Linked DNA regions of Homo sapiens: region 2 is linked to region 1. A link is an interaction called in ENCODE POLR2A ChIA-PET data of the cell type or tissue named here. Cell type or tissue: PC-9. All regions are shown on one strand. Each heading gives the region's core, and the rest is flanking DNA. Links, peaks and the distances in the headings are about the cores only. Region 1 overlaps C1GALT1 (core 1 synthase, glycoprotein-N-acetylgalactosamine 3-beta-galactosyltransferase 1). Region 2 overlaps RPA3 (replication protein A3).

Evidence for each region. Peaks named below come from ENCODE experiments on the same cell type or tissue, not always from the same donor. Only the 100,000 strongest peaks of a DNase experiment are listed, where the experiment ranks them.
Region 2: POLR2A ChIA-PET joins it to region 1 with 13 read pairs; 2 of 35 experiments call an interaction of 5 or more read pairs at or near these places.

What each region holds. Positions count from the first base shown.
Region 1 is chr7:7,222,680-7,236,167 of GRCh38, reverse strand. C1GALT1 (core 1 synthase, glycoprotein-N-acetylgalactosamine 3-beta-galactosyltransferase 1) reads right to left here. Exons shown (of 4, transcript NM_020156.5): 2 at 1,629-1,865. The coding sequence starts at 1,848. Among named protein-coding and RNA genes, the nearest start is that of LINC03016, 26 kb to the left of the region's middle. In PC-9, for the core only: no CTCF peak of the experiment used is centred there; no DNase peak of the experiment used is centred there.
Region 2 is chr7:7,683,852-7,701,283 of GRCh38, reverse strand. It overlaps RPA3 (replication protein A3), which reads left to right. Exons shown (of 8, transcript NM_002947.5): 3 at 13,956-14,056; 4 at 15,286-15,454. The region is part of intron 2 of UMAD1 (UBAP1-MVB12-associated (UMA) domain containing 1); the gene reads right to left. Among named protein-coding and RNA genes, the nearest start is that of RPA3, 26 kb to the left of the region's middle. In PC-9, for the core only: no CTCF peak of the experiment used is centred there; a DNase peak (open chromatin) is centred at 7,213; H3K27ac peaks cover 1,713 bases.

The DNA.
Region 1 (13,488 bases), core at 49-8,048:
AAACCAATAATTGCTAAATACTAAGAGATGTTATTATAGAGGTATGAACAAAGGATTCAATGTGCTGAAGGAAAATAGTGGCTAATAAATCCTACAGAGCAGTAGATAGGGACCTAGGTAGAACAAAGAGGAAGATTAAAAAATAAAGACATAATACAGAAAATAGGTTATAAGTTCACCAAAAGGAATGGTGAAGTTTGGTTGAGTGCAGGTACATGGGTATAGCTGAAGGCCTGAATCGGAAATGCACTGAGGACTGAGAGGAAAAGAGATGAAAAATGGTAAAGTAGCAGCACTGTTAGAATGTACTGACAAATCGAATTGGCTAGCATGTGAAGGCAAGCACCTACCATGATTTCTTAATTTCTGGCACAGACAGATGGTAATGAGCCATATAAAAGAAAGAATAGAGGAGGAAGAGCAACTTCTAGGAGTAGGAAGGAAAAGGAGACTCAATTTACACATGCTGAGTCTGAAGGGAGTAGACAAACTTTTAGCATACCCCACATTTTGTAGGCCACTGAGCTGGACAAGTATGTATCTAATACACATGCCTGCAGTGAGGCCTCGTACGGCTTACTATTAGTAGGGAACTCTGCCTCCAATTGATCACCTAAAGACATGTGGCTATGCTACAGAGCAAATACACAGTGACCAAACTGTTCTGTAGGAACACAGAGCACTTGCTCAGAGCTGAATTACTGTTACATAAACAATCACAAAACACGACATACTTTGTAATAGTATGTTTATGTTTGCTAGTTGATAAAATGGAACCAGGCTTTGAAATCTCACCATTCAACCTCTGCTTGAGAGGTGGTGAAGAAATAATTTACTACTGAGAAGAGAAGAGAAAAAACTGAATAGTGGACCCTCTGCATCCCAGAATTCCAATTGTTTTCAAGCTACTTATATTATTTTCTGTCAAACCGTATTTTGCATTGTGTTAATGTCACCTCACAATGTCTGGAACTGGGCTAAAGACAGTAAGAAATAGAAGGAAATTAAAATTATGCGGGTTAATGATGTCACACAGACAAACAGCTAAAGGACAGAAACTTGGAGAGAACCAACACTTAAGGGACACATAAATAACTCAACTGAGAAAATCTGGTTAGAGGTAGGAGGCTAGGAGAAAATGAAGTCTTTAGAACGCATCCTTGGTTTTTAACTTCCTTGTTCTTTGTGCCTCTTGAGGAAAAAAAAGATTAGTTCTATTAACTAATTATAAAAATATAAATCGAAACTTACATACACCTCAAGTTTCTCTAGGAAAACAAGACTTAAGCAAAAGCTATGACCAAAACAAGTAACAAAAACCAAAGACACACATATAACAAAACTGAACCTAGAAAAACATTTTCAGAAACAAATCAAATCTGAATAGTTATGCCCTTCCCCAAATCATGGGTTCTGAACTATTTCTACTTAAAAACGAATTCAAAATTAATATCTTATTCCCTAAATAAATCTGAGTTTTAGCAATTCCCTTCTCTTGAGGCAAACCAAGAATTATTTTTAATATCTGGAATATATAGCCCATTTTAATTAACAGATACAGACAGGAATATGACAAAATTTAGACTAAAATACTGCTTATGTTTACTGCTTAATAAAGTAAACCATACCTTTATGTTGGCTAGAATCTGCATTGAAGTTCATTTGTCCTTCTAGATGATTCTGTCCATTATCATCTGAATGCCTTGCATGAGGATCATTATGAAGAACATTAGGCTGGGTGTCAACCTTTTCTCCCAACAAAATACTAAATAGCTGAGAACATAAAAGAAATCCTATTGCTGATCCACAGAGGAAGGTTAAAAAATTCAGCCAGGATTTAGAGGCCATTTCCCGAAAGTGTATTTCTGTAAGAACAAAAATTAGCAGGATGTTATAAAATCAAAGCTGTATACATAACCGGAGTAAAAATTCTGGTAACATTTAGCTATAACGGAAAGTTAATTTCTAACAGTATTTAGCTATTATCTATGAGTTTACCCCTCTATTTGCTGCTAAAACAGCACATTATGGAAAATCCATAAAACCAGATTAATTAGTAGGACAGTCACAGTTGGGGTGGGGTATGGATGAGTATGTCAGTATTGCACACAGAATTTCCTATTCTTCCCACCAGGATCCTTTGTGGATCCAGGGCTTCCTGTCGTGTTGTTTTTCTTTCTTTGCTGTTAACTCTGAGTACGGAAGTCTACTTCTTTTTCTCTGGTAGCAACCACCACCCCTTCTCCAACCCAAAAGTTAGCAAACCCTTTCTGTAAAGAACTAGAAATAAAATATTTTTGGCTTTTTGGGTCTCATGTGGTTTCTGTTGCATCTTCTTCTTAAACAATCCTTTATAAACGTAAAAAAACACTTGTAGCTTGTGGAGGACTAGGGTCAGCACAGTTTGAGGACCCATGGACCAAACCTGGCCTGCTACCTGTTTTTGTAAATAGAGTTTTATTTGAACACACCCATGCCCATTCATTTATATACTGACTGCGGCTACTTTTGCCCTAAAACAGCAGAGTGAATAGCTACAATAGAGGCAATATGTCTCACAAAACCGTACCTAGCCCTTTATAGAAAAAGTTTGCTGGCTAGGCACAGTGGCTCATGCCTGTAATCCCAGCACTCTGGGAGGCCAAGGCGGGTGGATCACTTGAAGTCAGGAGCTTGAGACCAGCCTGGACAACATGGTAAAAAATTAGCTGGGCATGGTGGCATATGCCTGCAGTCACAGCTACTTGGGAAGAATAAGGTGAATACTTGGGAAGAATTGGTAAGAATAAGGTGGGAGAATCACTTGAACTCAGAAGGCGGAGGTTGCAGTGTGCCAAGACTGCACCACTCAACTCCAGCCTGGGCAAAAGAGTGAAACTATCTCAGAAAAAAAAAAGAAAAAGTTTGCTGACCTCTGCTCTATACTGCAAGATCTAGATTTTGGATGGAATCTATAATATTAACGAGATTAAGTAGGGTACCTGGGACACAGATGCCTGTTGAACTGCCCCACAACCAAACATTGACATAAACGCCCTTTTTAAGCTTTTGTTAACAATTACTATATGGTGAAGTTATAAACTTCTATTAAATTCCTTAAAAGATTGGTCTTAACTCTAGTTTCCTATTCCTCAAGATAATTAAAAAAATAAGTTTACTAAGCATTTATTATATACCAGAAGCTGTCCATACATTATTTCATTTTAAATAAAATTTAATTTCAATGTCCTTTTTCATTCTCACTAAACCCGTCTGCAGATGAGGAAAGAGAAATTTTAAAAAGGTAATTTTAAACAGGTAATTAATTCATATAGGCTGACACAATCAGAAGGAGCCACAGTTTGAATGTAGGTCTGTGTGCTTAAAAAGCCCATGCCCGGCTGGGCGTGGTGGCTCACGCCTGTAATCCTAGCACTTTGGGAGGCCAAGGCGGGTGGATCACCTGAGGTCAGGAGTTCAAGACCAGCCTGGCCAACATGGTGAAACCCCATCTCTACTAAAAATACAAAAATTAGCCAGGCGTTGTGGTACGTGCCTGTAATCCCAGCTACCTGGGAGACTGAGGCAAAAGAATCACTAGAACCTGGGAGGCAGGACTGCAGGACCGAGATCATGCCACTGTATTACAGCCTGGGTGACAGAGCAAGACTCTGTCTCAAAAAAAAAAAAACAAAAAAAAAAAACCCACGCCCTTTCCATTACATTTCTCAAACTCTTCACCTAATCACCACTAACAGCAGAGGGCAATGGGCAGTGAAAGTAGAGGTCTGGGAAATATAACCCTAAAAATCAAAATTGCTTTGAAATAGTTTGTGAAAGCAAAAGTACAAACCAACAATCACCACTACAATAATAAAAACAAAACAACTTCATGTATTTCTGGAATGGCTGACTAGGTTCTTTTAGTACAACCAAGTGCAATCAGAAAAACTGAACAAAATGTAAAAAAATATAAATATGTGTTTGAAGACACTGGTAAGATATCAAGGCAGTGAGAATTAGTAGGGCCAAAATCTGGAAGAAGGAAGGAAAGAGGCAGACCAGACATCTGGCACTGCTCTATCCTCAAGACAATGACTGATTCTGAAAGAGAAAACAGCAAGGGCAATAAAGCTAAGCAAAAATTAATGTCCAAAGTCTGCTTAGGAGAAGAGGTCCTGAAAAACACCTATGCTCTTATCAAGGACTCTGAAAGGCTACAATCTGAGAATAAGAACAAAACAAAAATAGACCAATCTTTACAACGGCTGAAGTCTACGTTAGAGTCATCTCAGCCACTGACTGGATGATCCGCCCTAGCCTAACTGTAAAAATATTCTCCTGGAGAAATATAAAATCATGAAGAACCTCAAATTATCATGACGACTTTTTTTTTTTTGGTATACAACATGGACAAAATTTTGATACACAATGTCCAAAACAACCAGGCATCAAGATGAAAATTACGGCTAAACACAAAAAAGTAGACAATAGAAACAGAGCCAAAAGACTCAAATAAGATTTTCATATTTTTAGCTTAGAAATAACTATTCTTAATAAAGTCAAGAAATTAAATGGCAAGATTAAGAAATTAGGCATAGAATAGTCACAGCTGAAGAAAAAAATTAATAACCTAAAAAGCTAGGTCAGAAGAAAATACGCAGAATGAAGTATGGAAAAACAAATGGATTGAAAAAGAATTGAGCAAAAAAACAGAATAAAGTGAAAGGGTCTAATGTAAGTGTTAACTGGAACCTTTGAGGGAAGAGACATAACTCAGGAGAAGTGGTATTTAAAGAAATAATGACTGAATATTTTCCGAAACTGACACAGTACCAACCCTCACATTAAAAATCTACAAAACCCAATGAAGATTACAAAGAAAAAGAAAATGTTACCTAAGTACATCAGTCAAACTACTGAAAACCAAGGACAGAAAAAAAAACTTCAAAGGTGTAATAAGATTGACAGCTGACTTTTTAGCAGCAACAACAGAATCAAGACTGCAGTGAACTATTTTTAAAGTGCTAAAAGAACAGAACTACCAACCTAGCATTCTGTATCCAGCAAAAATGTCCTTCAAGAATGAGCCTTAAAAACATGTTCAGAAAAACAAAACCTAAGTGAATTTATCACTAACAGTTCTATTTCTAATTCTTCAGGCAGAAGGAAAAGAATTTCAGATAAAAATTCAGAGATGTAGGAAGGAAGGGAGAGTCATAAAAAGGGTATGTATGTAAGTAAATCCAAATAAATATTGGCTATAATAAAACATTTTTTGAAAGTCTCACAAGATATTAGTATTATTACCATTAAAACAAATTACAAAACTGGCATCAAAAAGTATAAGGAGGATCCATAGAGTTTAAGAGCTCTAAAGTCATTTCACTGTCCAGGAGTTGTTTAAAAAAAAAAAACTGATTAATAATAGCCTTTAAAAGACCAAGGATGTCTAATATAATCTTTAAACAAACAAACAGTAAAACAATATAATTAAATTCAAATACAAAAAAATGAAATGGGAAAATACCCCAAATCAAGGCAATGTTAAAAAAAAAAAAAAAAAGGGAATATAGAATAGATGAGACAAATAGAAAATAAATAGTAAGGTGGTTGATTTAGAACCAAACATATCAATGATTATATTAAAAGCAAATAGACTAAAAACTACAATTAAAAAATAAAGATTGCCAGCCAGACTCGAGAAAAATAAACTCATCTACATGCAGCTTACAAGAGACACATATTAAATAGATTTATAAAGTTGAAAGCAAAATAATAGAAAAATATACCATACAAACAGTAATTAAAGGAAAGCTTATTGATACCACAAAAAAAACTAGTAGTTACATGGCTTGTTCTCTGTGACATTCATTAAGCTCTACATTTATGATTTTACATACTTTTCTGTATTAACATTTATTTCAGTAAAAAGTGTATACAAAAACCCATTCATGTGTCTTTATCCCATTAAGTACATACTTAATATATTCATATTTGATATAAAAATATCCCAAAATCTACAAGTAAAATTGACATGCCATGACAACACACCATGCTTATGCTGCATTATATATCTTATATTTCAGGCTCTCTCCTGAATTGTAATTCCAGTTTGGGAAGAAAAACCCTAAGAGGAAGAGGAGAGGTGAAGGAACAGCACAGTATAAGCAAAGCTGCCCAGTATCTTGAGATGTAAATTAACCATCTGAAACTATCAGATACATGTTTACACCTTTTGCTCTATCCTGACTGTACCTTCAAGTTCAGAAAGGTAGGCCTTCATGGATGATGAGTACATAGCCCCACTCAACGATCCTTCTCTCTACACCCAATCAAATTTGCCACAGGAAAACCAGAAACAAGTTTACCATGTCTTTCTGCTGTTTTCTCTGATGAGGGGGTCTCAAATTCTGCCTCCCTACTGCCCCCTTTCCCTCATTCAGGTTGGCCGTTAGTGTAATCTTTATATCCAAAAGATACAATAAAACATATCCCTCCTGTCTTAAGTGATTGTTCTGAAATTCTAAATATCTCGATTGTCTGAGGACCAGTTCATTAGACCTTGCTCTAACCAGAAATCTTGGTTTGAAATTTCATTCAAACAGCCAGAGAGAACTGATTAGTCAAGTATCTGTTCGATATTATACAAGTCCTTCCTTTAGCAGTATACATGATCAAGACAATCTACAATAGAGGTATGTGATATGAAAGTACCATGAATTGAAAACATGAAGCCAAGAGAAGTAAATGAAAGATGTTTTAACTCTTAATTTCTTATGGAGGAAGACAAGCAGAATACGATTGAAGCAGTGAACCTGGAGCATTAGCAGATACTGAGTTGTCACTCTCTACATCCTCTGATTCTCTCACTAACACTTTGCCTTACAGCACACTGATCTTGGTTTTCCATTGCTTTTTGTCCTAGCTGTGATTTTGCCTTAATACCATACACAGCCACTTCACCATCTCAGAAAAGAACAAAGACAGTATTTTACTGCTGCAGAGTCTACCGCTCCTGGCACTGGAGAAGAAAGCAGTAGTCACAATGCCATTCAGTACCACTTAGGCAGAAAGCACTGTGACTGAGAAGAGGAAGGACTGCAGGACCAGAGAAAATTCCTATTTCTATCATCATATGGATATCTGAAGTTAAAGAAGTGCTAACCCAGCTCCATCAACTATGAATACTAACATGCTACTCAATCATATTCCAAGGACATGCTGAGCTTCAGAACAAGCCTACTTCTATAACACAAAAACAGTTACTGTTTGTGGAAAGCTACTGAAGTACTTATGGACACAGTTTTTCTTAGCTGAAGAGGCACTTTTTAAGCAAGGCATCTATCCTGGAGTGAATGTAAGGAAAACTGACTTCTTGGTGTTACGTAATTGTTTTTAACTTTAAAATGTTTTGTGATGCTGTCTGATGCCTGTCATACTCTCTTACTCTTCTCCCCCAGAGTATCAGCACACTCAGAATGTGTTGGCTCCTCTTGTGTTGTGTTTACCACATTCCCTTCCAATTTAAAGGACTCCGGCCTTATGACTAAATAACTGTAAACTCCCATTTTTTTTTTTCCTGCTCCTGGGATAAAATAGCCATCTCATGGGGGTAGAATGCATCCCAAAGCTCACTCAGATTTTTGGCAAAAATCATGTCCACAAGAGTGTTGAGGTAGACTAGACTGGAAAAAGACACAGCTTAACCACACTGCACATTATGAGGGCTTAAATACTATTTCTTTGAATTGGGTGGGGGAAGTTCTTTATGCCAAGTGCTTCCAAACCTGATGTGTAATCAGAATCGCTTGAGGATATTTTAAAAGTACAGATTTCCAAGCTTGACAACTGAGGTTTCAGATACAAAAGAACTCCCGGGACAACTAAAATTTATATTTTAATTTTATTTTTAAAGGGACAGCTTTATGCTATTCATTGTTAAAAAAGGATTTAGAAGGAAGAAATCATCACAAGTCCTACTACCCAGAAACAACAATTATTAATATTTTGTGATTATCATTACAGGTTTCTCTCTAGCAATAACAAAAATAGGAGAGGTAATTACAGTTAACATTTGAACCCTGTACTAAGAGCATCTGCAAACTATAAAGTACGGACTAGTATTCCCATTTACAGATGAATTCAGACACAGAGAGTCACACTAGCAATCTGAATCAGGAATTCAGACTCTTAACCACTTTGCTATTATGTCTTAGTCCATTTTCTGGTATTTATAACAGAACAACTGAAACTGGGTAATTTATAAAGAGAAAGCATTTATTTCTTACAGTTACGGAGGCTAGAAAGTCCAAGGCCAAAGGGGGCACATCTGGTAAGAGCCTTCTTGCTGTTGAGGACTCTCCTCTGAAGAGTCTTGAGGTGGCACAGAGCATCACATGGCATGAGGGATACGCATGCTAACGTGTTAGCTTAGGTTTGTTCCTCTTCCCTTTTTTTTTTTTTTTTGAGACGGAGTCTCGCTCTGTTGCCCAGGCTGGAGTGCAGTGGCGGGATCTCGGCTCACTGCAAGCTCCGCCTCCCGGGTTCACGCCATTCTCCTGCCTCAGCCTCCCAAGTAGCTGGGACTACAGGCGCCCGCCACTACGCCCGGCTAATTTTTTGTGTTTTTAGTAGAGACGGGGTTTCACCGTTTTAGCCGGGATGGTCTCGATCTCCCGACCTCGTGATCCGCCCGCCTCGGCCTCCCAAAGTGCTGGGATTACAGGCGTGAGCCACCGCGCCCGGCCTTCCCTTTCTTTATAAAGCCAAAACAGTTCCCTTCCCATGATAACCCATTAAGTTATTAACCCATTAATGGATTAAACCATTCATGAGGGCAGAGGTCTGTCTCATAAACCAATCACTTCCTTAAAGGCCTTGTTAATATTGCCAAACTGGGAATTAAATTTCAACATGAGTTTTAGAGGGGACAAATATTCAAACCATAACCCTACAGTTTTACAGAATGGGAATTATATTAGTCATCTCGTTTTTAAAGAATTAACATATTAGATTTATTTGAATTTATAGGAAATAAAGGAATCTAAAAAATCTGAATGTCACCTAGACATCTGTAATATGACCCCCATCCTCTAAAGGATCCCTCTAAAAATTAAGAAAAGTTTACAAAAAAACAGAAAGGAGTTGGAGGGCTCATTAAATAAGCTCAATTTTAGGCACTATCTATTGATTTCTTGCTGTGAAATGTGGAAATCAGCATGGATACACACATGTACAAATATATATATACACATATACATACACACACACTCCCTCTGCCACAACCAATTTTTGTTAACTGCTTTTATTTGGTAAAAATGTACATAGTTTACATTATATGAATTATGAACTGTAATTCCATGACTGCTTAATCCTGGATCTACATTAAACTAGATTCCATGCTCAACAAGAGTCCTTTTTAATCACAACTCCTCTAAATTTGAGTTTTTCATTAATATCATGTTTTTGTTAGCTGGGTTTCAGCAAGCAGTTTTTTTTAATGGCGCTAATCGGTGCCACATCTGAAATTCTTGCAGGCTTCAGAATGTCTGCTATTGCACAAACTTTCTTCTCCCTAAGAACTTTGTAAATATTACTCCATGGTCTTCTTACATGGGTGCCAGAGAATTCTGAGGATACAGCCTTTAACCTCTTCTCTTATGCTTGGTTTTCAGCCACTCCACCAGTTCAAGAATATTCTTTCACCAAGATTTTAATGCCCTTTACCATGAGCGCACGTCTTCTTCCTTTCAGGCTTTCGGGAAGTCAGTGAGTGTAATTCACAATAAAGCCCTGAAATTCTAGTTATTTTTTTTTTTAAATTTTAACACTTTATACCACATTTTGCCAAGGTGACAATCAGGTACTTCTAATTTTGCTCTGGATTATGGCATTCATTTGCTGCATTTATGTATTCAAAATATATTCCCTCTTCTAACCATATTAAAATAATTTTTGATACATCTTTATATTTTCCCAAAAGATTTTCCTTATGAAAGTGATATAAATCTTACAGTCACACACCTTACATTTACAAATATAGTACATGTGAGGTACCATGTTAGAAATTTTTATGTTTTTTTCTGATGCTCACAGCAACCTGAAAACTCGATAGCAGTATCCCTTTCATATTACAGATGAAGAAACTGAGTATGAGACAGGTTAATTAAATGGACCCAAACCAGCCAGCCAACATGGTAAATTGGAATTTTCACCCCCATTTCATTTAAAGTTCACTAGTTTTTCCACACACCACTCTCGCACCTATAGCTGTCTATTAACTTTCCATATCCTTTCCCTTTCTCTCTAAAATTATCTTTAAATGGAATACTTAAAAGGTTATGTCATCAGTAGGTCCAACAAGAAACCGCTTTTGCTCTATTTATAAATCTTGAGGTGCAAATAAGATATTGAAAAGTCCACGGGCTCTAAGAATGGACTGGGAGGATGTTAATGTTTGCTGAGAGATTGGAACTGGTTTCAGACTAAATATTCATGCCTCTGCTCTTTAATTTTGCCATTAAAAAACTCAAATGTTTCTCTATATAAATTCTTAAACACAAAAAACACACTGCTAAAGACTTAACCCATACAGTGTTTTCCATATGCTTTTCAACAAACAAAAATAAATTTATTAAGTAGAATTTTACTTGCAATAAACCCTCTATAGTTTTCTTCTAATTTTAGGGAATATTTGTATTGTGTTTCTTCCAGTTCCTGGTTATAAGCAGATGTAAGCTGCCAAGCTGAGATCTAAGTTTTAAAGCTCAAAAATTATTTTCAAATACACAGCACTATGCTATATACTGGGAAAAGCAAAAAGCAAGTACCTTTCCCTGCTTTCCTGGAGTTTAGTTTTGCTAATGACACAGGGAAGTAAAAATAGCAAAGAAACAGTTTGGAAACAATAGAGCGGCACAGCAAAAGCAGTGCTAAGAGGAAAACTTATAGCACTAACTGTTTACATTAAAAAAGAGAGAAATAAATTGATTATTTAAGCTTCTACCTCAAGACTCAACAAAAAGAGCACAATAAACCCAAAGCAAGAAGGAATAAAATAATAAAGAGCAGAAATTAATAAAATTTAAAACAGGCATTATTTTAAGTGAACTAACACAGGACAGAAAACCTTATTAGTTCTCACTTGTAACTAAACACAGAGGACATATGGACACAAAGAAGGGAATAACAGACACCAGAAACTACCTAAGACTGGAGGGAGGGAAGAGGGTGAGGACTGAAAAACTATCTATTGGTTAAATACACTATGCTTAATACACTTAAATACGCTTAATACACTTAAATACACTTAATACACTTAAATACACTATGCTTAAATACACCAAACCCCCATGACACACAATTCACCTCTGTAACAAACCTGTATATGTACCCCTGAACCTAAAATGTAAAAAAAAGAGCTGGTTCTTTGATAAGATTAATAAAATGGACAGCCTCTAAAGATTGAGACACAAACTACCAATAGCAGGAATAATACAGGGGTTATTTCTATTGACCCTGCAGATACCAAAGGATAATAAGGGAATACTACAAACAACTCTACACGTATAAATTTGACAAGTTAGATGAAATGGACCAATTCCTTGAAAAGCATAAACCATCACAATTCACTCAATATGAAATAGATTATTTGAACAGCCATATAATTATTTATAGAAACTGAACTCACAATTTTAAAACTCCCCTCACCCCCCGCCCCTGACCCCCACAAAAATCTCCAGGTCCAGATGGTTTTACTGGAGAATTCTAACAGATGTTCTAAAAATTATTTTTTAATGTTTTAACATCAATTTGTACAATCTCCTCCAAAAAGTAGGAGAGAACACTTCCCAATTCATTTTATCAAGTTCATATTACCCTGATACCAAAATCCAACAAAGACAGTACAAAAAAAAAACCAAAAAAAACTACAGACTACTACCCTTCTCAGAAATACAGAAACAAAAATACTTAAAAGTATGAATTAGCATGTTAAGTACTAATACTTAATGAAGTATTAGTATTTCACAAAGTATTAGTAAATAGAATTCAGCATTATGTAAAAAGAATTATGACCAAGTAGAGTTTATTCTGAGTATGTAAGGATGGTTCAACATTTAAAAATCAACACGATTCATCCTATTAACCAACTAAAAAGGAAAATTCACACAAATGAAAAGATGCAGAAAAAATACTTGACAAAATCCAATATTCAGGACAAATAACTCTCAGAAAAACAAAAACAGAAGGAATTTCCTTAACTTGATAAAGAACAAGTATCAAAAACTAACAGCTAATGGTACACTTAATGGTAAAAGACTGAATGTTTTCACGTTAAGATCATGAACAAGGAAAGGATGTCCACTCTCATCACTCTTACTCAATATAGTACTGGAAATTCTAGCCAGTATAATAAAGGAGAAAAATAAAAAAGAGAATGAAAAGGCATATAGATTGTAATGGAAAAAATGAAACCATCCCTATTTGCAGATTTGTAGATAATGTGACTGTGAAGGAAATCTCAAGGATTTTGTGAAAAGAAAAATGCTACAAAGAGTAAATTCAGCAAGGTCACAGGATATAAGATACACATGCCAAAATAATAAAAAACAAACAAAAACAAAAACGAAACCCATAAAACTCACAAATGGAGAAATCATACAATGAAAGGCTTGGCAAAAGACATGCAATCTCTTCCCATATAAAACTAAAGAACCTGTGTGTGGCCAGGCACTGTGGTTCACACCTGTAATCCTAGCACTTTCGGAGGCTGAGGTGGGAGAATCTCTTGAGGTCAGGAGTTCCAAACCAGACTGGCCAACATGGAGAAACCCCATCTCTACTAAAAATATTTTTAAAAATTAGCTGGGCTTGATGGCAGGTGCCTGTGATCCCAGCTACTGGGGAGGTTGAAGCAGGAGAATTGCTTGAACCTGGGAGGCAGAGGTTGCAGTGAGCCAAGATCGCGCCACTGTACTCCAGCCTGGGTGACAGAGCAAGACTCCATCTCCAAAAAAAGAAAAACCTGTCTGTGATAATTATGCAACAAAGCAGAAATGTTATTATCCCAGAAAGAAAAACTCCATAAAATAAAATGATATTAATTTATGTTATGGTTAGGCAAAAATGGCATTATGGTGCCAACTGAAATGGAGAGGGGGATAGGAGAGAATGTGCTTGTAAGAAGTATGTGTTCTAATTTCATCACGTAAGTAACTCAGTTGACTTTTTTTTAAAAAAAGCTTAACTACAAAAATCTTCACACAAGCATAAAACCAAAAAAAAACTCACATACCTGTCATACAGATTGAATTATAATACAAAATTTGGCATATTTACTTTATTCTTTCTTCAAATGATTATAGTATTTTAATGCAAATCTTAGACATAAAGTCATCTCATTTCTACATACTTCTGTATACCTGTCCGAAAATATCAACATTTTCTTAAAAACTATAACGCCATTACTAAATGCCTAACAAAATAGCAATAATTATTTGGAATCAT
Region 2 (17,432 bases), core at 4,075-12,074, 460 kb before region 1:
CCACAAATTTATCTTTACATGAGGTTTTAGGGCTCTAAGCCCCACAGTTAGAGAGGAAATGATACAGTTCATTCCTTAAATAGGTATGATAGATTCCATTCCTCCTCACACATCTTCCTCTACAAGAATACAGAACATGTTTATTAAATGTCTAATACACAACTGGAATATTAACCAAATGGCGATAGAGATCCAAGTGTGAATTATACTTGTATGACTTTTTCTTTTTCTTAAGAGACAAGGTCTCCCTCTGTTGCCCATGCTGGAGTGTAGTACCGTGATCATAGCTCACTGTAGCCTCAAACTCCTGGGCTCAAGCAATTCTCTTGCCTCAGTCTTCCATGTAGGTGGGACTACAGGTATGCACCACCATGCCTGGCATTTTGTTTTTTTTTAAGATGGAGTCTCGCTCTTGTTACCCAGGCCAGAGTTCAGTGGCACATTCTCAGCTCACTGCAACCTCCACTTCCTGGGCTCAAGTGATTCTACTGCCTCAGCCTCCCGAGTAGCTTTGATTACAGGCACCCACCACCATGCCTGGCTAATTTTTATATTTTTAGTAGAGACAGGGTTTTGCCATGTTGGCCAGGCTGGTCTTGAACTCCTGACCTTGGGTGATCTGCTCACCTAGGCCTCCCAAAGTACTAGGATTACAGGCGTGAGCCACCGCGCCCGGCCCTTTGGTGTTTTTGTTTGTTTGTTTGTTTGTTGTTTTTATTTTGTAGAGATGGGGGTCTCACTATGTTACCCAGTATGGTCTAGAACTTATGGCCTCAAGCGATCTTCCCACATTGGCCTCCCACAAACTGGGATTACAGGCATGAGCCACTGCACCCAGCCTGACTTTTTCTTAATATAAATTTTTGGACTTCAGGTGTTTTCTCTACACTGAATATTTGTGTTCCCTCAAAATTCATGAAATGAAATCCTACCCCTCATAGTGATGGTATTAGGAGACCTTTGGGAGGTACTTTGGTATTGAGGGTGAAGTACACATGAATGGAATAAAATAATCCTCAGAAAGCCACCCTGACCCTTCCAACATGTGGGGAGCAGGGAGAAAGTGCCATCTATGAACAGAAAGAAGGCCCTCACCAGACTGCCTATTTGCCAATGCCTTGATCTTGGACTTCCCAGTCTCCAGAACTCTGAGAAATACATTTCTATTGTTTACAAGCCACCAATCTATGACACTTTGTTAAAGGAGCCCAGACTGACTAAGACACCCTCCACAGAAGTAGTTATTTACTGAGCATCTCTAAATATTTGAATAACTTGTAAGTATCACCACACTTACTTCATGAGAAGAAAACATTAATTTTTACTTTCACTTCAGGAATTTATTTTTAAGTGTAGTTTTCTGGCTATAATCTATGAATAAACAAAACACGTATTTCCACTTATATAAACAGTATTACTTATAACCCAGAGCTCAGTTTAGAGTTCTTACCATGCCAATTCATCTACTCATTCTCCCCCAACAAATATTTACTAAAAACTTAATATGTGTAAGGCATTATATGAGCACTAAGATTACAGAACCTTACAAGTTGTGGTGCACCAGCAGTTGTGGAATTGAAAAATATATCTGCCCTCACTCAATATAGCTTTAGGGATAAATGTGAAAAGCCTGGAGGAAGGAAGTAGTCTTTTCTGGTCCTAAACTTAGAACTAAATCTATTTCCAAGATGACCTTACAGATTGGACCATCACATCCAGGGACCACCCTAGGGATTCAGTTCTCTAGCAGTTTCTAAAGTGAAACTTTCCACTGCTCCTGTTTAGTTCAGTCTGGTGCCACTATTTTTAAACAGCTTAATGATTTTCCTATTTTAGTGTAAGTAAAAACTAAACAAAATTGTACTTCTAATTCAAAAATTCTTACAAAATTCTAAGGAACTAAGGATATTAAATTTTTAACTTGAGGTCCAAGTTTATGAGTGATTAAAGCATAAATATATTTAAATTTTAAATCAGTTGGATAAAGAGTCAATGAAAACTAAAAATTAAATCTGTTATATTATTAAAATGAGTCTGATAAGAAGGAAAAACACAAATGCATTCTCAGAATTCTGTTCTGGCATTCCCATAATCAGTCAACTCAGCACCCCTTGAGAGTTGGGGGAACCCAGCCAGGCACGGTGGCTCACACCTATAATGCTAGCACTTTGGAAGCCAAGGCAGGCAAAGATCAGCCTGGGCAACATAGCAAACCTGGTATCTACCCCCCCCCCACACACACACACACAAACTATATAAAAATTAACTGGGCATGATGGTGCACTCCTGTAGTCCCAGATACTTGGGGGGCTGAAGTGGGAGAATCACTGAGCCCAGGGAAGTCGAGACTTCAGTGAGCTGTTATCAGACCTGGGCAACAGGGTGAGACTGTCTCAAAAAAAAAAAAAAAAAAGACAAGAGGGTGAGTTGGTGGAAACGAAATCCACAGCCAGAAATGTCATGGTCTGGTTTTTGGCTCCAAATCACTTTGAGATGAATTCATCTTAAGACAAGATTCCTATTTACCTTACCACTAAATAGTCATTAAAGAAGTGGAGCAGGTAATTATTAAGAGCTGGAGAAAGAAGGTTGAAAGGATGCTCCAAACCAAATTTAAGAAGCTGAGGCTGTAGCACCCACATTACAACTGGGTTACTTGATAGTCAAAACTGTGGAATCAACTGCCTAAACAGGATCTCCAGTTCTACGAAATACTACAAAAAAAAAGAAAAGAAAAAAACATTTAGACAGAATAAAGCCTGCAATGATTCAACCTCAAACACATTTTGTTAAATCAGGTGGATCTGGTTCTAGAAGTGACTTCTAAGGAAAAGGCTAAGCTGTAAAAACACTGAAAGTCAACTTACAGCTACTTCTCAATCAAAACTTCTACCAGTTTGGTTGAAATTGATGGCAGAGATGCAGCAGGAAACGCACCATTATATAAACCTTATTTTAAAAAGCACTAAAAAAATTTTCTCTAGTTACTTCAAGAATGGGAACTGTTATATTTTGCAATCTTCTCACAGAAATAAATCTGCCCTGTCTATATCTTACTAAATTTCATCCAAAAACACTAATGAAGCATATAGCAATTCAAAATAAATAATATCACATCAGATATAGAACTACCTGTTTATTCTTAGTGCCTGTCAGCACAGTGTCTAACTCATGGGCATTTAGTAAGTATTTGATTCAGATAACATATTGTCTAGCCAGAACGTGAAGTGCAGAAATTCTCTATTTCTAATTAAAAGAAATGCACATTCTAACAATCAAATGAGTAGTGGGGTCAGCTTGCTAAGGAATCCAATCCAGGCAACTCCCCAAAGTTTTTATTTCACAGCCCTCATGAAGGTGAGCTGAGGGAATATCAAAATTTTCCTCTGAAAACACTTCTGGTCTCAAACAGAGAGTCATTTAAGCAACTGAAAAACTCTGATTTATACGTCTCAAATTGGAAGATGGATACCCAAGAGTACATGCACCATGTGAAAAGAGGCATAATGACAAGGAAAAAATACAGTAAATCTCATATCCTCCAGTTTACTACCTGATGATCCATAATTTAAAGCATTTTATGTTAAAATAACCACAGCTCTATTACACACTGGGTGCCAATGTCACATGAATGTGATAATATCAGCTTAAAAAAATAAAAATATCTTTAAAGTTAGGTGCCCACCCCAAGGGCTTTAGCAGGTACATATTCGTGCTTCTTCCTTCCTGAGATACTTGGAAAATTTTGAGCAGGACTGCCACAAAAGGAAGCCACAATCATATTTCAAAATGAATTTTACATTAGCCATTTTTTAAAGTTTCCAGTATGTACCCATAAGATACCTGTTTTAAGAAAATAACTTACAGGAAATGAAATAAAATGGATAATTTATCTGTTTCATAGGTGTTTTAGAAGAAAACAAATTAAATGCTGCAACTTGTCTGGCAGAATAGAGGATTCTGATATTAAAGCAATAAACACTAAGCAGTTATTTGGGAAAATAATTAGATAGAAGATATCATTCCTAGATAATAAGGAATCTGTTCAGAAAGCCAATCAGGACTGTTGCAAAGTGTATCAAAGTGTCAGGTACACATTCCATCAAGAAGTGGATTATGATCATCAAGACTTTAAAGGGTGAAAAAATAATTTTTTAAATAAAAAGAAAAGCAAAACAATCTGACTTATCCTGACTGAAAATCATCTCATCTACCACAAGACCGTTCCTGCTGACTGCTTGGCATGTGTACTAAGACAGAAGTTATACAGACCTTGGAGCAAAGAGAGGGTGTTTACTGAGCTTGCTAAGCTTAGGTCATAGCTGGTTCCACTTCACATAGTCAAATGCCCAGGAAAAATCAATAAATCTGTGACTAGTCTTATGTTATTCTTAACAGATTTCAGAAGGAATGTCTGAAAAGGGCAGCCTTTAAAAAAAAAAAGAAGAAGAAAGAAAAAGAGAGAACATCTACATGTTAGTGTGGTTTCACAGGGCCCTACCTATAGAGTTAATAAGGGTAAACCAGTTGGCAAGAATCAGTGCCCACTATTGAGAGCTGACTTTGAGCAGTTCTAGAGGCAGAAAAATCTTTACGGAGTGCTTTATTTAGCTTGAGCATGTGAGTCATTTGTTCTGTATGAGGGAGAGCTACTGGCAACAAATGAGGAAGAGCCTTCGGATCAATAAATTTCAGACAGTTGACACTGGTTAATAGCTGGGGAGAAATACACTTCCCTGGGATCAAATGACATCTGAATTTCTACAATTTTACTAACTAAATTCATATAACAGGTTACCTCTTCCCAAATCAGGTCTTGTGGCCAGTTCCAGTGGCTAAGCTCAGGACTTCTAAGAAGTATTTTTTTATAGAAAATTAGAATTTTATACTAAGATCTAATATGATTTCACAGTTTTTACAAATTGTCTTTATCGTGATACTTCACCATCAGACCACATTTGTTTTGGGGTGTTTTTTTTTTTAATCTACCTAATAATTCTTACCAACTTTGGCTAAAAGAGTGAGTCTTGTATGAGTTCAAGGAGAAAACAAATTACACTGGTAGCCTGGGCAACATGGCAAAACCCCCATCTCTACAAAAAATAAAAAAATTAGCTGGGCATGGTGGTGCATGCCTGTAGTCCCAGCTACTCAGGAGGCTGCAATGGGAGGATCGCTTGAACCCAGGAGGTAGAGGCTGCAGTGAGCTGTGATCACACCACTGTAATCCAGCCTGGGCAACAGAGACTCCATCTCAAAAAAAAATTACACTGGTAAGTTTATCAGAAAAAAAAAAAAAAAACGGAGATATACACAGTAGGGTTTAAAAGAGCCTCCTATAGACAAAGGTCAATGATCCATCTCACTGTTTCACACTCCTGCCATGGTTGGATACTAAATCCAACCATTAGTGCATAAGATGTAGTGTGCACACTGCTGCTTAACTTATAATCAGCATTTATGACCACAGAAGACAGATGTAGAAAAATAAAGAACCTAAAGGTGACACATTGACAGATAATTCCCAACATACATAGATATTAAAGATGCTAGGTCTACATAGGACACAAGTTGTTGAGGATCCTTGCTGAGTTGCATATGCTCAGAAGCAATGTCTTTTTTAATTCAGGGCCATGGTGTGAGGGGTCAGATCCTGTGAGTAGAAATTCCACTGCCAGAAATTCAATGTGTTACGGCTGCTAGTGCCAAAGAACATGAAAAGCTTGAGTGTTCTTGCTCTGAGACTAAACATTTAGGAAGTTCTATGCCTGAAAGTAACAAGGAAAGACCATGGTTGAGAAACATGTAATAAAAATTAAATGGACAGAATCAGAGTAAAAAAAATCAACGTATTATGTCTAGAAAAGACAGAAAGACAAGGTTAGGAGATTTTTCTCTCTCTACAGCCTTTCTTATCTAATATAACATAATCATTCTGTGTTACAAATGAAATCTTAAAGTTGGCTGGGCTTGAGAATTCTCTATGAGATAAACTGTGGTGGGGAAAATGTTGACAGCAAGTAAACAAATTATTGCACGGCTACTTGGTTGGCAGCAACAGTGATTTTCTCTACTTGGAAACAGCGAGCTTCTCAAAAGAAGACGTACAAATGGCAAACAGGTATATGAAAAGGTGCTCAACATTACTGATCATCAGAGAAAGCAAATCATAATTACAACAAGATATCATCTCACCCCAGTTAAAATGGCTTTTATCCAAAAGAAAGGTAATGACAAACACTGGCAAGGATATGGCAAAAGGGGAACTCTCAAACACTGTTGGTGGGAATGTAAATTAGTACAACCACTATGGAGAACAGTAGGGAGGTTCCTCAAAAAACTAAAAATAGAACTACCGTATGATCCAACAATCCCACTGCTAGGTGTATCCCCAAAAGGAAGGAAATCAGGATAACAAAGATATAGCTGTACTCACATGTTTATTGCAGCACTATTCACAATAGCTAAGATTTGGAATCAACCTAAGTATCTATCAAAAGATGAATGGATGAAGAAAACGTGGTACGTATGCACAATGGAGTACTATTCAGCCATAAAGAAGAATGAGATCCTGTCATTTACAACAACATAGATGGAAAAAAGATATTATGTTAAGTGAAATAAGTCAGGCAGAGAGAGATAAACTTCACATATTCTCACTCATTTGTGGGAACTAAAAATTAAAATAATTGAACTCAGAGAGATAGAGAGTAGAATGATGGTTACCAGAGTCTGGGAAGGACAGTGGTGGGGGTGGGGTGGGGAATGGAGATGGTTAATGGGTACAAAAATACATAGTTTGATACAATAAGTAAGATCTGGCATTTGATAGCACAACAGGGTGACTACAGTCTGCAATAATTTGTTATACATTTTAGAATAACTGAGGGGGTACAATTGGAGTGCCTGTATCACAAAAAAATGATAAATGCTTGACGTGATGGATATCCCATTTACCCTGATGTGATTATTATATGTGTATGCCTGTATCAAAATCTCATATAACCCATAAATATATATACCTACTATATACTCATAAAAATTAAAAATAAAAAGTTACCAATAAGTACAAGAAAAGATACTCAATTATCACTAGTCATGAGGAGAAAAAGAAAACATGCTTCATTCCTTCTTTGGAATGCTCAAATATGACTCACACAGACAAATTTCCAACTACTTCATAGTGCCCCTCTATAGGTATGGAGAAAAATCTAAAGCTTTGCTCTTGTTCAAGTGTCTAATGACTCAGTTGAAAAAAACTCAGTTGCCTTATATCAACAAAGCATTAGTATTCCAGAACAACTGACAATAATGGCAACAAAAAGAGAGATCTCAGTCCTCAGAGGGAAAGCTCTTCTTTTTAATAATTGCCATTTTAAGATAATATGAAATATAACTTTATTAACAATATAAAAACCCACCACAGAGGAAAAATTATTACATACACTCATGGTAAGTAGTGTTAATATGATTAGAGTTTATAAGTTTAAACTTAAAATATCACATAAACATCTTACAAAATATTTAAAGAAGGATATAAAACTTCACGTTCATATAATATTGCTAAATTATTAAAATTGTAATAAAGTCATTATAAAATAAACAAGGCATAAATTTGTGCAATCCACTAAAAGTTATAGAATTTAAATAAACAATTTTTAAAATATAGTAGAATTTCACCTTAAAATAGACCTTAATGTTTAAAGGATGCCTCCTGATACACTGGAAGTTCTAGTTTCATGAAGCTCTTTTGAGAATAAAAGAACTATCGACATCCAGGAAAACATGAGAGAGAAACCCAAATAAAAATTTGGTTAACTTCTTCCCCCAAAACATCTTTTCCCCTTGGAAAGTCTATACATTACTAAGCTATTGCAGAATGAAGGGAAAGTTTCAGATGAGATTTTCCTATATTATACATTGGCCTTAAGTCTACCGAAATAATGTAGATAGATAGATAGATAGATAGATAGATAGATAGATAGATAAAGATATTTTAAGAGTAACTATTCATATTTACTTAGTAAATGTTTGGTGAATTGTATACTGGAAACAAGAAGCACAGTACAATTTCAGTAGTAATAGTAAAATGTACTTCTGCTTTTAGAAGAACTACAGCTCCCTGAGAGATTCAAGAATTCAGGGACATATATATACCTTTGGGGTTCCTTTTGACTTTGGAGTTATACAAGTAATACTTGTTCATTACAGAATAATGAAGTAGATATAAGTAATCAACAGGAAGAAAAAAGATTAAATTACCTGTAATCATATGGTCCTTAGGTAAATGTTTTTCCTCCTACAGCTATTTTAGACACATAAAATATACATAACAAAAAGGTTCACATGAAATATACCATTTTAAAAGCCACATTTTGGCCAGGCACGGTGGCTCATGCCTGTAATCCCAGCCCTGTGGGAAGCCGAGGCAGGCAGATCACGAGGTCAAGAGATCAAGACCATCCTGACCAACATGGTGAACCCCGTCTCTACTAAAAATACGAAAATTAGCTGGGCATGGTGGCGCAGGCCTGTAGTCCCAACTACTCGGGAGGCTGAGGCAGGAGAATCACTTGAACCCAGGAGGTGGAGGTTGCAGTGAGCTGAGATCACGCTACTGCACTCCAGCCTGGCAACACAGCAAGACTCCATCTCAAACAAACAAACAAACAAAAAATGCATTTGCTTGTGTTTTGATGATAAATTACTAAAAGTGGAATTTCTAAGGCAAAGGGAATCGATCTACCTTGTTAAAGCTTCTGATACATATTGACAATTTGTCTTCCACAAAGACTGTATGAATATAAATTTCCACCAGCTTAGAGGCAGGTGGGTGCCCATAGCATTCAATCCATTTGCCTATTTTCTCTGGGCTTTCATTCAGTGTCATTCTTCTCTCTTGGAATGTCTTTCTCCTCCTATTTCTACCACGTGGTCTGCAGGAGTACAAGAAAAAAGTTATAATTCTCCTCATGACTACTAGCAGCACCAATTTTTGTCTCTATTCCTGCCCACATTATTTTCCTGGTGAGGACTAGACTATACCTCCCCATCACCCTCCACCACCACCACCACCAGTCCCTTCTCTACCTGCTGACTAGCTGCTTTCCAGAGTAAGGGAAGATGGTGATATGTGTGCGAGAGTGCAGAAAAAGGGGGCGAAGTACTCTGTTTCATTTACAGAATGGAACCCCAGGGGTAAAGAGGAATAGCTGTTAATAACTGCAGTTATCAACATACTGTACTATGTGTAGAAGCTTAGTTTTTTCTCAATCTAACTTCACCTCAGTTTCTAGCATTAAACTGTCATTCCTAAGTTTTGGAACAGTTATAAAATTTTTCCTTCCACATTTGCATGAGTATTTTAATACAAGATTAGTCAAGGCTAAACTGAGCTACTAGCCAGATAAAATTTTAACTAAAAAATCTTCATGACTTTTGTTTGGCAGCTGGTGAACCACCTTTTTCCCTCCTGAGAAAGAACTCCATGTATCAGAAAACACTTCAATACCATCAAATTTTAATTCGATAAAGATTAGAATAAATTAGGGATTTGTCAGTCTCTTTAAATACATAGAACAAAAAAGGGTCACTAAAATGTAAAGCTCTTTCTAAGAAAACTTTAGAGATAAAAATCCAATTTACTTCCTCAGTCACTGGATAGAGAATCTATGCCCCAGCAAAATGATCTGAAATGCGTAAGATGAGAAAGAAAATAAGCAGCAGAGTTCCCATCTTCTCCTTCGAAATGTAATCTCTTCATATAGTGAATGTCATGCAAGGCTTGAAGTCAAAATGCTCTTTGCAGGACAGTAGTAAATACTGATATTTTAAATTCTATCATACAAACTATCATTTTAGATGAAATTATGTATTTAGTAATTCTAAGTTTAAATTGCTATTAATGTTTGGTTTATTTTAATTGAATATAAAATAATGATGACGACTACAAATATCTAAAGAACAGTTATAAAAGTAGATATTATCAGTTGTTTACAAGTTTTTTTCCTTGAATAACCATTTTTTCCTCATACATACATTTTACCTGCCTAATACTTGCTTGAAAATTAATGGTGGCTCTTTCTAGAATTTAAGGAAAATTTTGGAATGAAAAACCTAAAATTCCATCAGCTTTTTTCCCCTACAAACTGTGAAAAGACCACCATTATTCAATGTTGGCAGCATAACACTTCTGCTCAGTTCCAGGAAGGGTCACATGGAGCACAAATTGAAAAATACAGGTTTGTACCATGCTGAGCTCTACATGCTTCAAGGTCCTGTAACTTTGGAGACCTAGAAGGAGCAGAAAGAAACTGCACTCCTTTAGGGGATAAAAAACATTTAAATATATCTGGACCTAAAACATTAAAATATATTTGATGTATTTACATATTTTCATAACAGGTATAAGTCATAATTGAATTTCTGTGGTGAAAATTTAACCCAACTTTAGCAATGAAAAGATGCCTACAGGCTAGAAAAGCATTTATATGTGAAGGGAATGCTTTCACTATAATTGGTTCATACCATAATTTGGCAACTCATATAAGGTAGCTCAATACTATATTTACCTTCCTTTCTCTCCTTAGCAAAAACAAAAGAATTTAGATATATTAAAGTATTCTCAATATATAACTATCAAACAGAAATATTTACATATGTGGCTGTTTAGAATTATCCCTAAGATGTCCTTTTAGCTCTAAAACTTAGGTGCGGCATCACCCCCACCTTATAATTGCAAAATATTAAAAAACTGCAGCTCAATTTATAATAAAAAAGTAAACATTTAAAAATAAGATTAATACAATATTTTTCATTACCTTTAAAACTCTTCTTTCACATCTGACATACTGGGCATGATTAATGTTCAACTCCAGTAAAAACATAATATATACTTGGTTTTAAACTTTATAAAGTGATTTTGTAACTAGAAATTTGGGATGGTAAAAGGAAACATATACACTTCAATTTTTCTCCTGAACTTCCATGCTTAAAAAAAAAATTATGGTTTCATTTATTGCCTTCAGCGTTTTGGAAATACATTTCCAAATATGTAACATTTAAAATATGTGAGGGATACAGGTGAGTTGCTAGTTAAAGACTACATTATCATCAGCAGAATTGCTGACTTAATAACATAGCTGGTCCAGATTAGTAAAGGAATCCCTGCCTAATATCAGTAATACGTTCCTGAAAATCAAATGGGTGGGAAAATATAATGGCAAGCTTATTTCCCATCACTTTAGATGGGAAAAATTACAATGTGGAATATATCATCTAAAACCCTCAACCAATTTCTTAAGACATAACTAAAACACAGTAAAAACACCTATATATAAGTAGCAAACTATTATGTGAGCATGTTTAACTTGTTTCCTGATCACCAATTACTATGGTTGTTAATCACTAGCTGCTTTGTAGCAGTAATATGGTCTCCCTTGGTACCAGCAATATCCAAAATGCACAACATTTCTGATGGCAGTGAGTATACCATTCAAAATGTTTACTTATGACTCTGACAATCTATTAATTTCATTTAAAATTGAACTCCAGACTATTTCCAATTGTTTTGAGTTTAGAAAGACATAAATATAAATGTCTTCTATATAGACACAGACTGAAGAGCTTTACTGAGATATACATATAAATACATTTCCATGAAGTCTGGGCATGAAAAACAGGGGCTCTACCAAGAAAAGATTATCCAGGGAGATAGCATTATAAGCACATCTGTCAAACATCGGTGCAGACATTTTCAGCTGCAAGTAACATAAACCTAGCTAAAAGTGGCTTAAACTTTAATGCGGGAATTTATTATCTCACCTAAAAAGTCCAGAGGTAAACAGCTCCCAAATTAGTGAATATGTCAGTTCAACAATGTCATCATGGTTGCTTCCTCCTTTTACTCTGCCATCTTCGACATGTGACCTCTGTCTCAAGCTAGCTCTCCTAAGCAAAGTTGGCAATGATAGATAAAACATCATCAGCCATTTCATCCAGATCAAATAACTGCCACGAGAAGAGGTGGCAGTCTCTTCTGTCTGTATCTGCCCATGAGTCTCTCAGTTGATCTTCCTTCATGTCGCAGTCAGAAATGTGATGGGTGCCCATTCCTAAGCCAATCACTGGCAAGGTGAATTAGACTACCGTGACTGGCTTAGGCAAATGAGCACTGACTTTCTGGGGCTGGGAATAAGGTTGGCTCTCCTAAAACGCATGGTCAAGCAGAGGTAGGGAAGTAAAGGAAGCCCCTCCTCCCCAGAGTAAGGCAGGCTTAGTCTGAATGCTTACTAATTTGCATTTATATAACTAAATAAAGTAAGTATAATTTAAATCCAAGTAATAGATAAGTTAACAAAGACTTATTTTCATTGGAGAAAATACCTTAATAGAAGATATTACCAAGTTTTCTAACCAAATATTAAATGGTTTACAAGTCATTACAAAAGCTATTAACAATATACAGACTGAGGATCAGCTTTTTGATAGTCATGTGCTTACAATTTTATAAAATACGCAGCGGGTTAGATGTCCTTTAGGAGGTTACAACATAATTGGCAAGACATACAAAAATAAAGGCGTAAATAACATTACAAAACAATAATATAGGAGCTGCTACAAAATACCATGTGATTAAGAAGCAAATAAATGATAGAAGATTTACAACATGAGATCAAAAAGAGAGCTATCTAGAAACTGAGGAAGCCTCGAGACAGATTTCATCTGAGATCTTGACACTGAACACGACACAGACAAAATGAAACAAGCTGGGCACTCTGCATGAGGAAACACGGGGCTGAGGGCAAGGCAGCAGAAAAACACCTTGGATTCGGATAATCAGTGAAAAGGCAAACCATGAGCAAATAATCACTACTAATTATAAGTAAGTTTTCCTTTTTAAGATAACAAGTAAAAAGGTTCTCACATTCTACTTTCTGACGCCAAACTAGTAAAGGTACCCAATGAGATATGCCCCACCTGACAACAACTCTCCCACCTTTACCATTAAGATAAAAATATCCTAAGAAATCACAGCCCAAGGAGCTAGTAAACCAAAGCAACATCTAAAAAAGTAATTCTTAATATTTTGGGGGTTACAGATCTTTGAGAATCTGATGTAATGCAGGGAATGTTCTCCCCCCAAAAATACAAACCTAAAATTTTACATGTAGTGTCAGAAGTTTCCAGACCACTGCATGCAGCCCTCCAAACTCAACATGGGTTAAGAACCCCTAACATAGCAACAGCAACAGGGACAATGGCTGCTTATCTCAGTTATCAACTTCTTCAAGCCATCCATCAACAAGCTATTTCAGGGGTTACAGTTTTCCTTTGGTGCTGCCAAGCATATTTTCAGCTGGTGCATCAGGAAATGATGGATGCCAGAAATAAAAATAAGTCGTTCCATAAATTTACAGCTTAGTTATTTGACTTAGAATACTTAAAATTTTCAGAGCAATTACTCCTTTAAATCAGTAACACTATAGTGTAAACCTTGAATATCATGTATTTAATACTTATCATTAAAAATATGTGTGTGTATGTATAGTCATAAAAGTACATATCATTTTTGATGGAAATACCGGTTGTAGGAAGTGAATCCTTTTCAAATTTAACTGACAACCAGAGTTTGGCAGCAATTCTCTTTAATAATGTTCTGCTAGTTAATGCACACTTTAAACACTTCAGCTTTTAGTGGGTGTGAATAGACTTTCTGGTGGACTGATCATATAAGCATAGATCGGCCTTCCAGTCTGAGTTGAGGGAAGGCCTATATGTGGCCCTGGCAGGGTGCACACCATTCCTTTGCCTACAACATACATCATTAGTGATCCCCAAATTCTCTCCAGCTAAACTAAGTGCTACCTCAGAATCATTCTCCCAAGCATTTCACTGAACTGCCCAGGGTCAGCAAAAGAATTACAAGTTCTTTGTACTCCCTTTTGTCAGTGCAGATCTGTGTACAGTTTCCTTTTGCTTCATCTCCTGCAACAATGTAATGAAGACACCATGATATCATTAACATTTCACACAAAAGGAAAATGAGGCTGAAATGGTAAGTAGCCTGCTCAAAATCACACAGCAAGTAAATGACAGAACTTAAATAGAATCCAAATACTATTATTTCCAGTTCAGTACCTGTATTACTTAGGGCTTGGTTCATCCGCAAATCACATAATAAAATAGTTGCTCAAACAGAACAGAACTTTGTGTCTCACATAAAGGAAGTTCAAAGGAAAGTTCAAAGGACTGGTATGGCAACTTCACAACTCTTTGACTTCACTCTTCAGCTATCCTTACAACGTACCCTAGTTCTCATGGTCTTAGATGCTGGCTAGAATTCTACATAATCATCATATCCACATTCCAGGATAAGGGAAGTGGGGGCAGGGGAGAGGAGTAAGGAAGGTACACAGCAGTGTGTTTTTAAAAGATTTCCTAGAATCTGCAACACAACATTTCTTCTTATATCCCATTGGCCAGAAACTTCATCATAATCTTCACACCTAACTGGAAAACGGCCACATGGAAAGATAAAGGGGGAAACAGATATTGAGGGACTAGTAGTGTCTGCCCCATATCACAGTGAAGCTAAAGAAGATTTAAAAGGTTAAATTATCAGGTGTTCAGAAAAATAACTTTGCAGCATGATGGTTCTGGAAAGTTTATTAATTTGTTGTTGTGGTTTCTCTGACTTACTCTGTCAACCTCGTATGAGTATACGTGCATGCCTTCTCAGTAATGCATTCAGGACATGATGCTGCAATTAGTTTTTTCATTAAAAGATAATTCTCAATCTTGCTGAAACTATAAAAATTATCTACATTTTTAAAAAATTGTCAATAAATTTCTGATAAAAAATACAAAAAAACAAAACCCATAACTTTACTGCTTTAAAATGGTCTGATAGTTCCTTACTGCCAATGGGATAACATTCTAACATTTGAGAAGGCCACACAAGGCCCACAAACCATGTTTCTGGACACACTTCCCAATAGTGGCCCTGATACACCCTCTCTATTCAGCCAAGAATACTGGCCCTGCCTATGTATCAGATTCTTCTGAAGCTATATAACTTTACACAATCTGCCCCACCACCTAGAATAGTTTTGCTCCTCTACCATACCTTATAAAAATAATTATTCCAGCAATTCTCAGACATCAGTATGCATAAAAATACTGTAGAGTAAAACAGTCAACTCTTCCCAAGTAGCTATACTAAATGCATTGCTTGCTTAAAATGCTGATTCTCTGGCTATAGCTCCCAAAATTCTGTTTCACTAGGTGTGGGCAAGGCCCAGGAATCTGGAGCATCCCTAACCAAGCAGGAGAGCACCTGGGATAGAGAAAGTGCTCAAGAATGTTCACTTACTGATTACTACAATCAAAAAAAGATACGACACTAATTTACCACATTCTTCTTACTTATTTTATGAGATACTATTCTTCCAAGGTAAGACCATAATTCTATCATGATATAATGAAGGAAGAAAACACTTAAATTTTTTTCTTTTTCAGATCAGGAGTGAAAGTTTATTAAAAAGCTTTAGAATAGTACGGAAAGGAAAGAAAAGAAGAAAAGTACAACTTCGAAGAGGGTCAGGCAGGCAACTTGAGAAACCAAGTGGGCCAACACTTAAATTTTTTAGAAATTCACATTTATAAAGATTAATGTGGCCGGGCACGGTGGCTCACGCCTATAATCCCAGCACTTTGGGATTACAGGGGCGGGCGGATCACGAGGTCAGGATATGGAGACCATCCTGGCCAAAGTGGTGAAACTCCTTCTCTACTAAAAATACAAAACTTGGTGGGCGTGGTGGCGCACACCTGTAGTCCCAGCTACTCGGAAGGCTGAGGCAGGAGAATCGCTTGAACCCATGAGGCAGAGGTTGCAGTGAGCTGAGATGGCACCACTGCACTCCAGCCTGGAGACAGAGCAAGACTCCGTCTCAAAAAAAAAAAAAAGATCAATGTGTAAACCCAATAATAATTCTTCCCTTCATAATATGCATTGGTTGCATGCAATGAATAAAAAAAACAGATGCTCAATATGATAATTACTTAAGTATAAAAGAATATTGTAGTACTAAGATTACCAGAAAGACATTCAGGTCTTCCAACCCTATATGAATTACTCATACAAGGTAGAATATTCATACTGTACATTTTACTTAGAGTCTCATCCTCATTATCTATATCTTTAATATAATGAAATAATAAAGTTTAAATAAATATGAAAGCCACTCATCATAATTTTTGAGTTAAATCTGACAAAATGTGAAGTTACAGCATTAGTAAAGCCTGTAAGGAAACAGTAGGAGAAATTCCATGTACATAACATGGTATGCATACTTACAATGTTTTCCCTACAGATGTTGTATGGAATAAGCACCCTTCAAGGAAATAGTACCATAGTGAAACAGTCAACTACCCCCAAATAGTTGTATTAAAACATGGCTGCTTGAATGCGTTAGTCTGATTTTTAAAAGGTACCTCAGATGTTGGTTTGAAAAGTTTACGGGTGTTAATCTGTCAAATAATTTCACATAAATTCATAGTTGTACTATGGCTAAAGCCAGAAAGAGTCATAGATCAGTTGGAATTCACATTGTATAATTAATTTAATAAAATGCTTCCCAGTTGTTCCACTGATTTTTCAAAAAACATCTAAGGTTTCAAAAACTGTCAGCCCTCCGTATCCATGAGTTCCTCATGGGTGGATTCAACCAACAGTGGATCAAAATTATTCAGAAAAAAAAATTGCTTGTGGTTGCCAAGCGTGGTGGCTCAGGCCAGTAATCCCAACACTTTGGGAGGCCGAAAGGGGTGGATCACTCAAGGCCAGAAGTTCAAGACCAGCCTGGCCAACATGGTGAAACCCCATTTCTACTAAAAATACAAAAAAAAAAAATTAGCCGGGAATGGTGGCACACGCCTGTAATCCCAATTACTTGGGACTCTGAGGCATGAGAATTGCTTGAACGCGGGAGGCAGAGGTTGGAGTGAGTCAAGATTGTGCCACTGCCACCAGCCTGGGTGATGGAGTGAGACACTGTCTCAAAAAAAAAAAAAATTGCATCTGTGCTAAACATGTACAGGCTTCTTTTCTTGTCATTATTCCTCAAACAATACAGTAAAACAACTGTTTACATAGCATTTACATTGCATTAGGTATTTTAGTAATCTAGGGATGATTTAAAGTATATGGGAGGATGTATGTAGGTCACATGCAAAAACTATGCTCTTTTATATCAGAGCGTTGAGCGTCAATGGATTTTGGTATGAGCGGGGGTCTTGGAACCAATTTCCCACAGATACCAAGGGAAAACTGTATATTACTCATAGAAAATGAATTTTGGCTGGAAGCAGTGGCTCACGCCTATAATCCCAGCTGTTTGGGAGGCCAAGGCAGGCGGATCACCTGAGGT